Regions from separate parts of the Homo sapiens genome. Here region 2 is linked to region 1. A link is an interaction called in ENCODE POLR2A ChIA-PET data of the cell type or tissue named here. Cell type or tissue: PC-9. All regions are shown on one strand. Links, peaks and the distances in the headings refer to the core of each region. The heading gives the core; the rest is flanking DNA. Region 1 overlaps HIPK2 (homeodomain interacting protein kinase 2). Region 2 has its middle 6.2 kb from the start of HIPK2.

Region 1 (5,375 bases), core at 187-5,186:
TCAAGCGATTCTCGTGCCTCAGCCTTCCAGGTAGCTGGGATTACAGGCACCTACCACCAGGTCTGGCTAATTTTTGTATTTTTAGCAGAGGCGGGTTTTCACCATGTTGGCCAGGCTGGTCTCAAGCTCCTGATCTCAAGTGATCCACCTGCCTCAGCCTCCCAAAGTGCTGGGATTACAGGCAGGAGCCACCATACCTGGCCAGAAAAGAAGGGAATATCTGAAAAGAACACTACCAAAAAAAGTATTATGGTGTCAGAACCTGCTTTTCTCTCTGCCCTCCCTGTTCTAGAGTCAGGGGTGGCCTCCTGCCTCCTCTCACGTGGATCTAGGCCTCTTCATGGGAGGAGAGTTTTGGCCTGGACTGCTGGCTCAAGGATCAAGCACATTCTCACCTCTGTCCCCCGATTCTTGTCACCTGGCCTCTTGGCTGGCCCCTGCCCTCTTGCAGCCTGACGTTTGGAAGTCTGACGCTCCAGTCTGTAGGTTTGGATGTTTGACACTCAAGTAAGTCTTAGGAAGGCCGGTCTGGCCCCAGGGGACTTCTCTGAACTTGACTATGGGCCTGCCCTTCCTATCAGGTTAGTTACGTGGTTCTCATGGCCCGGAAGGCTGTTCCTAACCCACGGAAACCTCGTTTTCCAGTTTCCATTCCCCAGTGATGAACAAGGCAGACTGCAACAACTAAAATGGCCACACAAAGGCACTTTAGTGATGTTCTTTAGCAGGAAACACCAGACATAGATTTTGACGACTGACGTGACATGAACGGGGCCTGGGAAAATTGCTTGTAGTCCACCAAGAAAATGAAATGGCAGCCATTCACGGTACCATGATACGTGCCGCAGAATGTTCCTGCTGCGACCGTAAAGAACAAATGCCCAGGCATCTGGCTAGGTGGCTGGGAGACAGTACTGTCTGCGAAGGCCTCTGATGCTGCGAAAGCCACATCAAAGCACACAGGACAACTCGAGTCGAATACAAAACGTGTGTCACAGAAAGACACAGACATAAAAATCGAGCCGACACAGCACACCACATGCTCTAGCGGCTCCCACGTTAGAAAACAAAGCAGAACACAAGAACAAAACAGAACACAAAAAACAAAACAAAAGCCCCAAACACAAACCTTTCCTAATCCCTTCGTCTCCCAGCAGCTGCTGCCCTAGTTCTCAGCTCCCCTTCAAGGCCCACTCTCTGGAGAGAGTCATCTCCCCCTGTGGTTCCCACCTCTTCACCTCACAGCATTTGCTCAGCTTCCTCTAATTGGAGTTGGACACTCTGCGTCACTGACGCGCTGCACTTGTTGAGATCAGCAGTGATCTCCACGCTGTCACATCTGTTGATCAACTTCTTAGCTCTGTGACCTGGGAGCCACATTTTTTTCACGCGGGTGATCATTCCTTCCTGCCCTGAAACACTTATTCTTGGTTTTCATGACATCGCTTGCTCCCCATATCTGTCCCGCCTCTCTGCTTGTGGCTTGCCCATTTCCTTTGTAGGCTCGCCCTCTTCTATCCAACTGCTGTGTGTTGGCCAAGTCCTAAGCCCACCGTCTTCTCTCCTTCCACCCAGCCCTAGATAATTGTTATGGGTTGAATTGTGTCCCCCTAAAAGTTATGTTGAACTCCTAATTCCTGGCACCTTGGCATGTGACTTTATTTAGGAATGGAGTTGCTGCAGATATAATTAGCTAAGATGAGGTCACACTGGAGTAGGTGGGCCCTAATCCAATGTGACTTGCATCCATATCAGAGGGAAATCTGGACATAGATACTGACACAGCAGCAAGATGGTCATGTGAAAAGGGAGGAAGAGATTGGAGTGATGCTGCCACAAGCCAAGGAACACCTGGAGCCACCCGAGGCAGGAAGAGACAAGGAAGGCTCTACCCCTGGAGCCTTCAGAGGGAGCATGGCCCTGTTGACACCTTGATTTTGGATGTCTTTTGTTTTAAGCCAGATATTTTGTGGTACCTATTTCAGCAGCCCTAGGAAACTGACAGTCATCTTACTCGCTCCATAGGTTTAAATTCCATTTGTATTCCCAGGTTTGTCTCCATCTTGGAATTCTCCTTCTGGCTCTAGATTTGCATTCTGGAAGCCTGGTATTGCCTCTGGAATGTCTCATAGTCATCTCCAATTCCACACGTCTAGAAGGGAACTATTCTCTGATCCCCCTCTCTAAACATATTCCTTCCACTGTCCTCCTCATTTTATGAAAGGGAACCACCACCCTCCAGCTGCTTAGGCAGAAATCCAGGAAAGATGTTTGATTTCTTCATCCCCACCATCTATCCACTAACATGGCCAGCTCCAAAGTCTCAAGTCAGCCCCTGATTCTCCATCCCCCCTGCCGCAGCAGTGGCGCTGGTCACCCCTGCGTCACCTGGAGCTTCCACTGCAGCCTTTCCACTTGTCTCTCCCTTCCTTGTGCCCACTTCCTCCATGGCAGCCACAGGGAACAGATGGCACCCCACCCCCTTGCCGTAAGCCTTCAGGGGCTCCCCACTGGACTTGGAATGAAATCTAGACCCCTCCATGGCCATGGGGCCTCCACGATTGGGACCCTGCCCACCTCTCCACCATCACTGCCAACCACTCTCCTAGCTTAATACGTTGCAGGCCCGTTGGTTTCCTTTCCATTTGCAAGAGTACCTGGAGCTCCTTTGGAGCCAGAGTCTTCGTGGGATGCTGTTGCTTCTGCCTTAAATGCTCTCCCTGCTGGCTGTCACATGGCTGCCTCCTTCTCATCCCTCAAATCTTAGCTCAGCTGTCACGCTACAGACAGGCCTCCCTTGACACCAGTTAGTCTTCATATAGGGTGCCATAAATGCCACTTCACAGCACTTTCTTAACCTGCTCACTGTCTGTCTTCCCTGACCAAGTCTATGAGGGCAGCGCAGGCATTCGGTAGCCACTCATTAAGCATTTGTTGATCAAATAAACCTTTATTAAATATAAGAAAGTGTTAAAATATGGATTAAGACAAAGCTCTAAGGCAGTGCAGATAAAAGAGAGTAGAAGGGCTGAATCATTATGCAGCAATCAAGGTTTGGGCATGAGGGGGCAGGATTTAGCCCAAGGAGGAGCAGAAGCTGAGGCTCAGAGAGGGGCACGAGCAACCCGGCTCACACTCACCACAGCAGGGCAGACAGCAGGAGTGCCAAGGACACCTACTTGCAGGTGGCCAACAAAAGAATTACAGCAAAAATGACAGGGAGGAGGAACAGGAGGGCTAGAAGTGGCACCTGGCTCATGCAGGGTTAGGACTTGGGACCTCAGGGATTTAGCCCAAACCTCTTATTTTATGGCCATTGTCATTACGCCCTCTAGAGCCTCCACCTTAGCTCTTATGTTGAAGACTTTATCCTGCGCAGTCCCACTGCAGCATGCGAAATCACATGCTCTTCCATCTGGGCCTCACTACAGCCACCTGCTGCTCTCTTGCCTTTGGTTTTAACCTTTTCCAATCCACTCTGGATCCCTCTCCCACCCCTAAGGGTGCAGCCTTTTCTCTGCACTCATGAGACATGTTTCAGATACAGCCTGCTCCCCTCCCTGCCCGCTTCCATTCTTCCTTATTCAAACAGACACTGCCCACTGTCTCTGTGCTGGCTCTACCAGGTGACAAGCATACAAAGATCAATGACATACTCAGACCAGATTGGTCCAATAAATACTAACTGAGCACCCACTGGCCCCACAGAACCATCTTAAAGAATTTCCTCATCGCTATTTTGGGACATCAGAAATACTTTAAACATATATATGAAGTGTCAGACAAAATCTGCACCTAAGAAAGAGGACTCATTCCTTTCCAACATTCCCAAAGCAAGCCACTAAACATTCTTGTTCTGGAGAAAGAGAGTAAATAATTGTCTTTTTTTTTTTTTTTTTTTGAGACAGAGTCTCACTCTGTTGCCCAGGCTGGAGTGCAGTGGCGCGATCTTGGCTCACTGCCAGCTCCACCTCCCGGGTTCACGCCATTCTCCTGCCTCAGCCTCCTGAGTAGTTGGGACTACAGGCGCCCACCACCATGCCCGGCTAATTTTTCGTATTTTTAGTAAAGACGCGGTTTCACCATGTTAGCTAGGATGGTCTCGATCTCCTGACCTCGTGATCCGCCCGCCTCGGCCTCCCAAAGTGCTGGATTACAGGCGTGAGCCACCACGCCCAGCCAATAATTGTCATTTTTGACACACAAATACGTTTGCATATCTGCCTCTACTATACCTCCTGGAGGGCAGGGTCTGCATCTCACTTGTCCTTGATCCTCAGCCTGGCACACAGAAGCTGCTTCGTAAACAGCTGCTCAACACCCAGCCCATAAACCCTCAGGTAAGGGAGGTAGTTCCCCATTTGGCCCCCAGGAATCTTTGGGGACTTCAGACCATTTTGCTGGGATCTGATCTTGCAGAGGCCTTGTCCCCCTGCTCTGCTAGTCTATAAGGCTCTGAGGTCCTAGAAGTTCAAAGTCAAGTCTAAAATGTTTCTTTTCATCCAGCCCACCTGAAGCATGTTGGATGGTTGCTAAAGCATGCTTAATCTTCAGGGAAGCTCATTCTGACAGTCATTCTGAGCCAGAATTTGTTTCAAGCTGTCCTCACTCACTTATTAGAATATTCAACCACCATTTACTAAGTGTTTCCTCTGTGCCAGGTACTGTGCTGGGTGCTAAAGATCAAAAAGTAAACCAGACCCTGCAGCTCTTCCAGGAGTTCACCGTCTAGCCAAGGTAGCAGCATAGCGACATCTGACATACAATGTGTGAAGTGTGTACATAGTACACAAAGATGGGGGAAATTGGAGGAGGAGAGAGAAAGCAGGATGGGCTTCCCAGGAGGAGTCTGAGCTGAGCCTTAGTAAGTGGCCAGGCAGGGGTGGCTACCACACACAGAGCAGCGCAAGTCCCCCAACCCCCATGTCACTGCTGTATCTCCAGCGCCTAGCACGCAGCCTGGGCATGTAGGTGCTCCATACACATTTGTAGAAGGAATGAGTCTATGTCAAGTGCACACCCTCAGCAGTTGCCAGTTTTCCCTGGAGCTGGCAATGCCACCTTGTCAGTACCTCCTATGTGAGAGGCAGACAGCTTGGCCTTTCTGTTTCAGAGTTTACATGGTTTTTTGGGTTGATCATCACATGTCGGTTGCTTCCACAGGGGCTGTTCCTGTTCTCGGTTCGGTTTCAGGCAGGTAGGGCTGCTGGTTCCTGAATACTGTGAGTGAGCATTTCCAGGTTCTGTCATAACTGATCTCTCATTTGCTCTTCCTCACCTTCACTGCTACAGCTCCACCCCATGGAACCATCTTAAAGAATCGCCTCATTACTATTTTGGGACATCAAAAATACTTTAAACACACATGAAGTGTC
Region 2 (5,375 bases), core at 156-5,155, 150 kb after region 1:
TATTGAGAGGCCCACGTCAGATGAAAGCAGAAAAGCAGCTGGGTGCTGTGGCTCACGCCTGTAATCCCAGCACTTTGGGAGGCTGAGGCAGGCAGATCACCTGAGGTCAAGAGTTTGAGACCAGCCTGGCCAACATGATGAAACTCCATCTCTACTAAAAACACAAAAAAAATTAGCCAGACGTGGCGGTGGGCACCTGTAATCCCAGCTACTTGGGAGGCTGAGATAGGATAATCGCTTGAACCCAGGAGGCAGAGGTTGCAGTGAGCCGAGTTCTAGTGCCATTGCACTCTAGCCTAGGCAACAAGAGCTAAATTCCATCTCAAAAAAAAAAAAAAAAAAAAAAAGGCAGAAAGGCATCAATTGGATTTAGCAACAAGAGTTGCATTAGTGACTTTGGTGAAACTAGTTTGGAGGGAAATACAGGTTTCTTAAATTCTACCTGAATATGTGTCCTGTTTTATGGGTGGAGATAGTAGAAGGATGGGGAGGGCTAAGGAGGTACCAGAAAAGAGCACCAGAGATTGCTCCAAGCAGAGAGGGCCTTACCAGTCATGGGCCTGAGACAATGAGAGGGGTCTGGGAGCTGTCCCATTTGGCTAGAGATAGTGTGCATTGTATTTTATTTATTTAATAAGCACATTAGCAGTCAGTGTTCTAAGGAGTTTAATCAATCATTTAAAAAAATCACTTTTTTTTTTTTTTAACAGTACATGGAACTCTAGGTTGCCAAAATACCATTTAACTTCAGGGTGCATTGAAGAACAATAATAAAGGCAAGAAAACTGGAAAGGATTTAGTAACCATTTATACCAGTTACCTCTCCTTAATTTGCCTTTCTACAAAATGGTGCAAGTCATATCTTTCTCAGGAGTTGGTAGAGTGAACATGGGGGAGCTTTGACCTCATTTCAAGTTCATTTTGCTTACAGGACATGGAACAAAGGGTCTTTTTTTTTTCATGTATGCCTATAGTTGTGAAACTGCACAACATCACAATATCTTCAAGGCCACAGGATAGAGATAACCCTCTTTTTGGTGTATGCATTTAGGTGTGTATGTCTCTCTTACTCTCAGGGTATTCTTAGCATGATGTCTGTGTGGCTTGTATCTTATTCTCACTTGGTGTGTGTTGCTCTTATTTTCCTGACAGCTCTTTATTTTCCATGTGTGAGCCTGTGCCTGTGGTTTATCTCTGGAGGATGTGCCTGAGGGAGGTAGGTCACTATCTCAAGTTCTGTCTTTTGATATCACACCTCTCTTTTGGTCTCTTGCTGTATCTCTATTTTCCTCTCTTTCTGACTGTGTGTCTAATTTTCTTTTTCTCTGTATCTTTCTATCTTTTCCACACATTCTTTATTTCTTCTTCCTCTCCCTTTATTTTAATTCTGTTTCTTAACAAGTCATAATAGAGACCTATTTTTGTTTGGATTATTCTTAAGAAATTACCTTGTCTTTCTGCTTTAAACCTTTGATCGGTTTCAATGATACAGTTTGTAACAGAGTAGTATTTAATAACAAAACTCTTTAACTGAAAGCTTCAGTAACAAGACATTACACTCACAGAGAATTTAAAAGAGTAGACATTTCATTCAAATGAGGAACAATAGAGCTGTGGCTTTAAGGGCAAAGGGGAGAGCGAGGCTTGGCAGGGTGAAGGGAATCTGATTGTGGAAATGGCAGTCTTGGAGAAATTACACTGGCAAAATCAGGGGAATAGGGAAACATCATTCATTTTTCTGCTTTTGCTCCTAGAAGAAAAATGATCAGACACCTGAACAGGGGTGCAGGAAAAGCAAAGCGATGCCATAAGAGCATTGAGCAGAAAGGAAATATGGCAAAAAAAAAAAAAATGCAATCAGCCTATGAATGAAAAGAAGCTGTAATGTAGATGCACAGAAGGTAGGGCGATTTTGTTGGAGGTTGCGGGAATGGCAGATTAGGATGGATTTGCACATGAGAAGCAGTTCAGAGAAGCAACCCAACCCTGCAGAGAAATTTCTGTGATTATGGGAGGTAGGTAATAGCTTGGTTTTCCTGACCTGCAGTCCAGGCTGAACTTGGACAGACTAGGTAGAAATGGTGCAGAAAGAAGCTTGGGGTGGAGGCAGAAATAAAGGTAGACTGAGGAGAGCTCTTTTAAAAGCCTGCAGGTCCTGTTAAGCCTACCTCAGCCATGAATCAGTGGACCTGTGCATTTCTGTACAGTGTGAAGTTTCAATTGTAAGGTTTCCTCCCACTGACATGAAAGAGCTTGCTCCTATCTGGCAACCCCTGGAGGGGCTTGACTGTCACGGCAGAGGGCAGTTAGGACTGACTCTTTGCTCTGAGGTTGCCAGTGGCTTCTTAGATTGCAAATCGCATGCCCTTTCTTAGCCCCTCCCCTGCTTGATCTCTAAGCAAACATGAGTTAGTTAGACACTGTTAATCACCTCACTCTTCTTGAATCACTCCCCTCCCTTCACATCCTTCACATGCATGCTTGTTTAGTTTTTTTTGTTTTTTTTTTTTTTGTATTTTTTCCCAAAATTCCTAGTCCTTCCTCCTTTCACATGCTTGTTTAGGTTTTTGTTTTTGTTTTTGTTTTCAATACTCCTAGCCTGCCTTCCTGCCTTCCTGCCTGCCTGCCTGCCTGCCTTCCCCCTTCCCTCCCTCCCTCCCTTCTTTCTCTTTCTTTCTTTCCTTCTTTCGTTTGTTCTTTCTTTCATTCTTTCTCTCTCTCTCTCTCTTCCTTCCTTCCTTCCTTCCTTTCTTTCTTCCTTTCTTTTTTTCCTGAGAAAATCAATTCATCAAATGTTCAGCTACAGCTTACTATGTGCTAGATTCTGTAGCAGGACCTGGGAGTATAAAAGGGAATAAGCCATAGCCCTGGCTTTCAAGGAGCTCAAGTTCAAAGAAAAACCACCAAGCAAGGAGCATGATACAATATAATGAGTGCAGCAGTAAAAAGGATGCACATGGTCAAAAGATAGTACAGAGGGACAAATGGCAAGGAGTGTGTTTGGGGCAGGGGAGGTGGCACGTCTGTGCCTGGCACTGCGAGTTCTGGCAGGTGACAGCAAATAGGATAGAAAGATATGAATGTCTAGGATATGTAAGAAATTATAATATTGCTAAACATGCAAAGCAAGGCCGAGACAGTGGTCAGGAATGACGCTGGAGATTGTATGCCAAGCTGAAGAACTTATACTTTATTCTGAATGCACCAGATGTGGGGAAAAATGAATTCAATTTTGAACATGTTGAGTCTAAAGTACCTATGAGATATTCAGATAGGGATGCTCAGTTGCCAGGTGGGTGTACAGGACTGGAGCTCAGCCAAGGGTTTTTAATAGGAGATAGAGATTGTTTTGAGTCATCAGTAAGTGTATAATGCGTGGCTGATCCATAGGAGGTGAGATCACACAGGGAGAGGTTACATGGCAGCATTTCTCAAAGTGTGGTCCTTGGGCTGCCTGCATCGAAGGGGCTTTCTAAGGATGCAGACTCCTCAGGCAGAACCCCAAACCCACTGACTCAGGAATCTCTGGGGGTGGCACCTGGAAATCTGCATTTTGAATTTACTCCCTAGGGGATACATTTACACAAAGCAGTTCCATAACTACAGGTGTGGAGAGAGAGGCTAAGAGGCTAAAGGAGGGAACTAAGAAGAGAGAGACCTGATCATTTAGGGGCCGTGTCCTTCTCCCTTCACCCTGTTTCTTGATGGACTGGACCTAAGCTCTCTTCTGTTCCCTTTCTGCTTGTTCTCTTGGCAAGCTGATCTCTAGATCTCTGAGGCTGGTATTTGAATTGACATAGTCTCATTAGCTCTTGTCCCACATTTCCACCTGCTTTCCAGACACTGCTACCAAATGGAACTCATCTCCTCCCAAACCTCCTTCTGGTAAACAATAACCACCTCCTAGTCCTTCAGCTCCAGCCATTGCAGGTCAACTGCCAGGACCCATTGTTTCGTTGTTGTTGTTGTTGTTGTTTTTTGTGTGATAGCTTTTCACATTCTTCCATTCCTCTTCCTTTCTACTGCCAGTACCTGATTGAGCCTATCCCTACCTCCTCCTTGGACTGCTGCGCTATTTTTTTAACAGATGTCCCTGACTCCAGTCTCTCCCTCGTCTTTAATTCACATAACTGATTGTTGACAACATTGGCTTCCTGCGCACTGCATACCATTGCTCAGAGATGTTCGGAGTCACCATATTACTGCACAACAACCTTCATCACCTTAACCTGACACCTAAATCCCATCATGATCTGCCCAAAATCCCCTTCCCAATCTCATCTCCCACTCTTGCATCTCGTGCATCCTAAGCAATAGCTGCACAGCTTTGTCTTTGTACATGCCAGCCTCTGCCCAGAGTGTCCTGAACTCCACGTCTTCCCCATCCTTTAAGACCCAGTTCACATGCTATTTCCTTCATGAAGCCTTTCCTATTCCCCAGCCCACATCCCCAGAGGTCATTTATCCTTTATTCTCCCCAAAGCATATTTTAGGTCTGTTTCTGCTGCATTCATTTTTTCCTATCTAGTATTAGAGGGTTTTTTTTTTGTTTGTTTGTTTTTTGTTTTTTTAATGTCTCGCCTTTCCCTCTATGGGAGCAATGAAAGAGGGACTGACCATCAGGAACATTAGGTCCATCACTTTTAACTGGATGATGATAAGGGAAATGATTTCATTTCTCTGCACCTCAGTTTTCTCATCTATAGAGTGAGATAATAATGTCTGCCTCATCAGTAGAAATTATTCATGTGAAGGAAGGGGAAGATAAACTATACAAGGCAACAAAACACCGTAGTGTCAGGTATGAAGGAGACACTTAATAAATCTGTACTGAATCCATGAGAAAGGGTATACTTCTAGACAGCTTTGAACCGTTCTGGGAATATAATAATTAAGTGATAGAATGCAAGGAAGAATTTAGTTTTGGGATTACCTGTTTTTATTTTAGTGAAAAGTTTCACAGATAGACCTTTTACTTCCAACAACTTCAAGGCTTAATTTTATTTTTTAAGCCTAGGGTTCTTTTTTCTTTCTTTCTTTTTATTTTATTTTTTCATATAATCCTGAAGCTTTTCACTCTATGTGGAAGACACACGTGGTTGCCTGCTGCCTATCTCTGGTGCCTTCTTCCTCAGTTGTAGAACTCTGATTTTATTTAGGCAGTACTGTACCTGCCCAAGAAAGTAAATTATGATTGGTTTAAGTCAGTTGCAGCAAATCAGTCATGTTTCCAGTGGTGGTCATGTGGCCCAATGAGATAAAAGGTAAAACTTGGAGACTTCTGAGAAAGTGTCTCCTTTCTCATAAAGGTGTGTTCCATGGGAAGAGGTGGTCCATTTCCTTTCCCTCTTTTCAGCCATATCCTAGTAGGATGG

What was found. Peaks named below come from ENCODE experiments on the same cell type or tissue, not always from the same donor. Only the 100,000 strongest peaks of a DNase experiment are listed, where the experiment ranks them.
Region 2: POLR2A ChIA-PET joins it to region 1 with 13 read pairs; 11 of 35 experiments call an interaction of 5 or more read pairs at or near these places.

What each region holds. Positions count from the first base shown.
Region 1 is chr7:139,634,775-139,640,149 of GRCh38, forward strand. The region is part of intron 2 of HIPK2 (homeodomain interacting protein kinase 2); the gene reads right to left. Among named protein-coding and RNA genes, the nearest start is that of CLEC2L, 110 kb to the left of the region's middle. In PC-9, for the core only: no CTCF peak of the experiment used is centred there; no DNase peak of the experiment used is centred there.
Region 2 is chr7:139,781,514-139,786,888 of GRCh38, forward strand. It overlaps a transcript of TBXAS1 not described here. Among named protein-coding and RNA genes, the nearest start is that of HIPK2, 6.2 kb to the left of the region's middle. In PC-9, for the core only: no CTCF peak of the experiment used is centred there; a DNase peak (open chromatin) is centred at 2,378.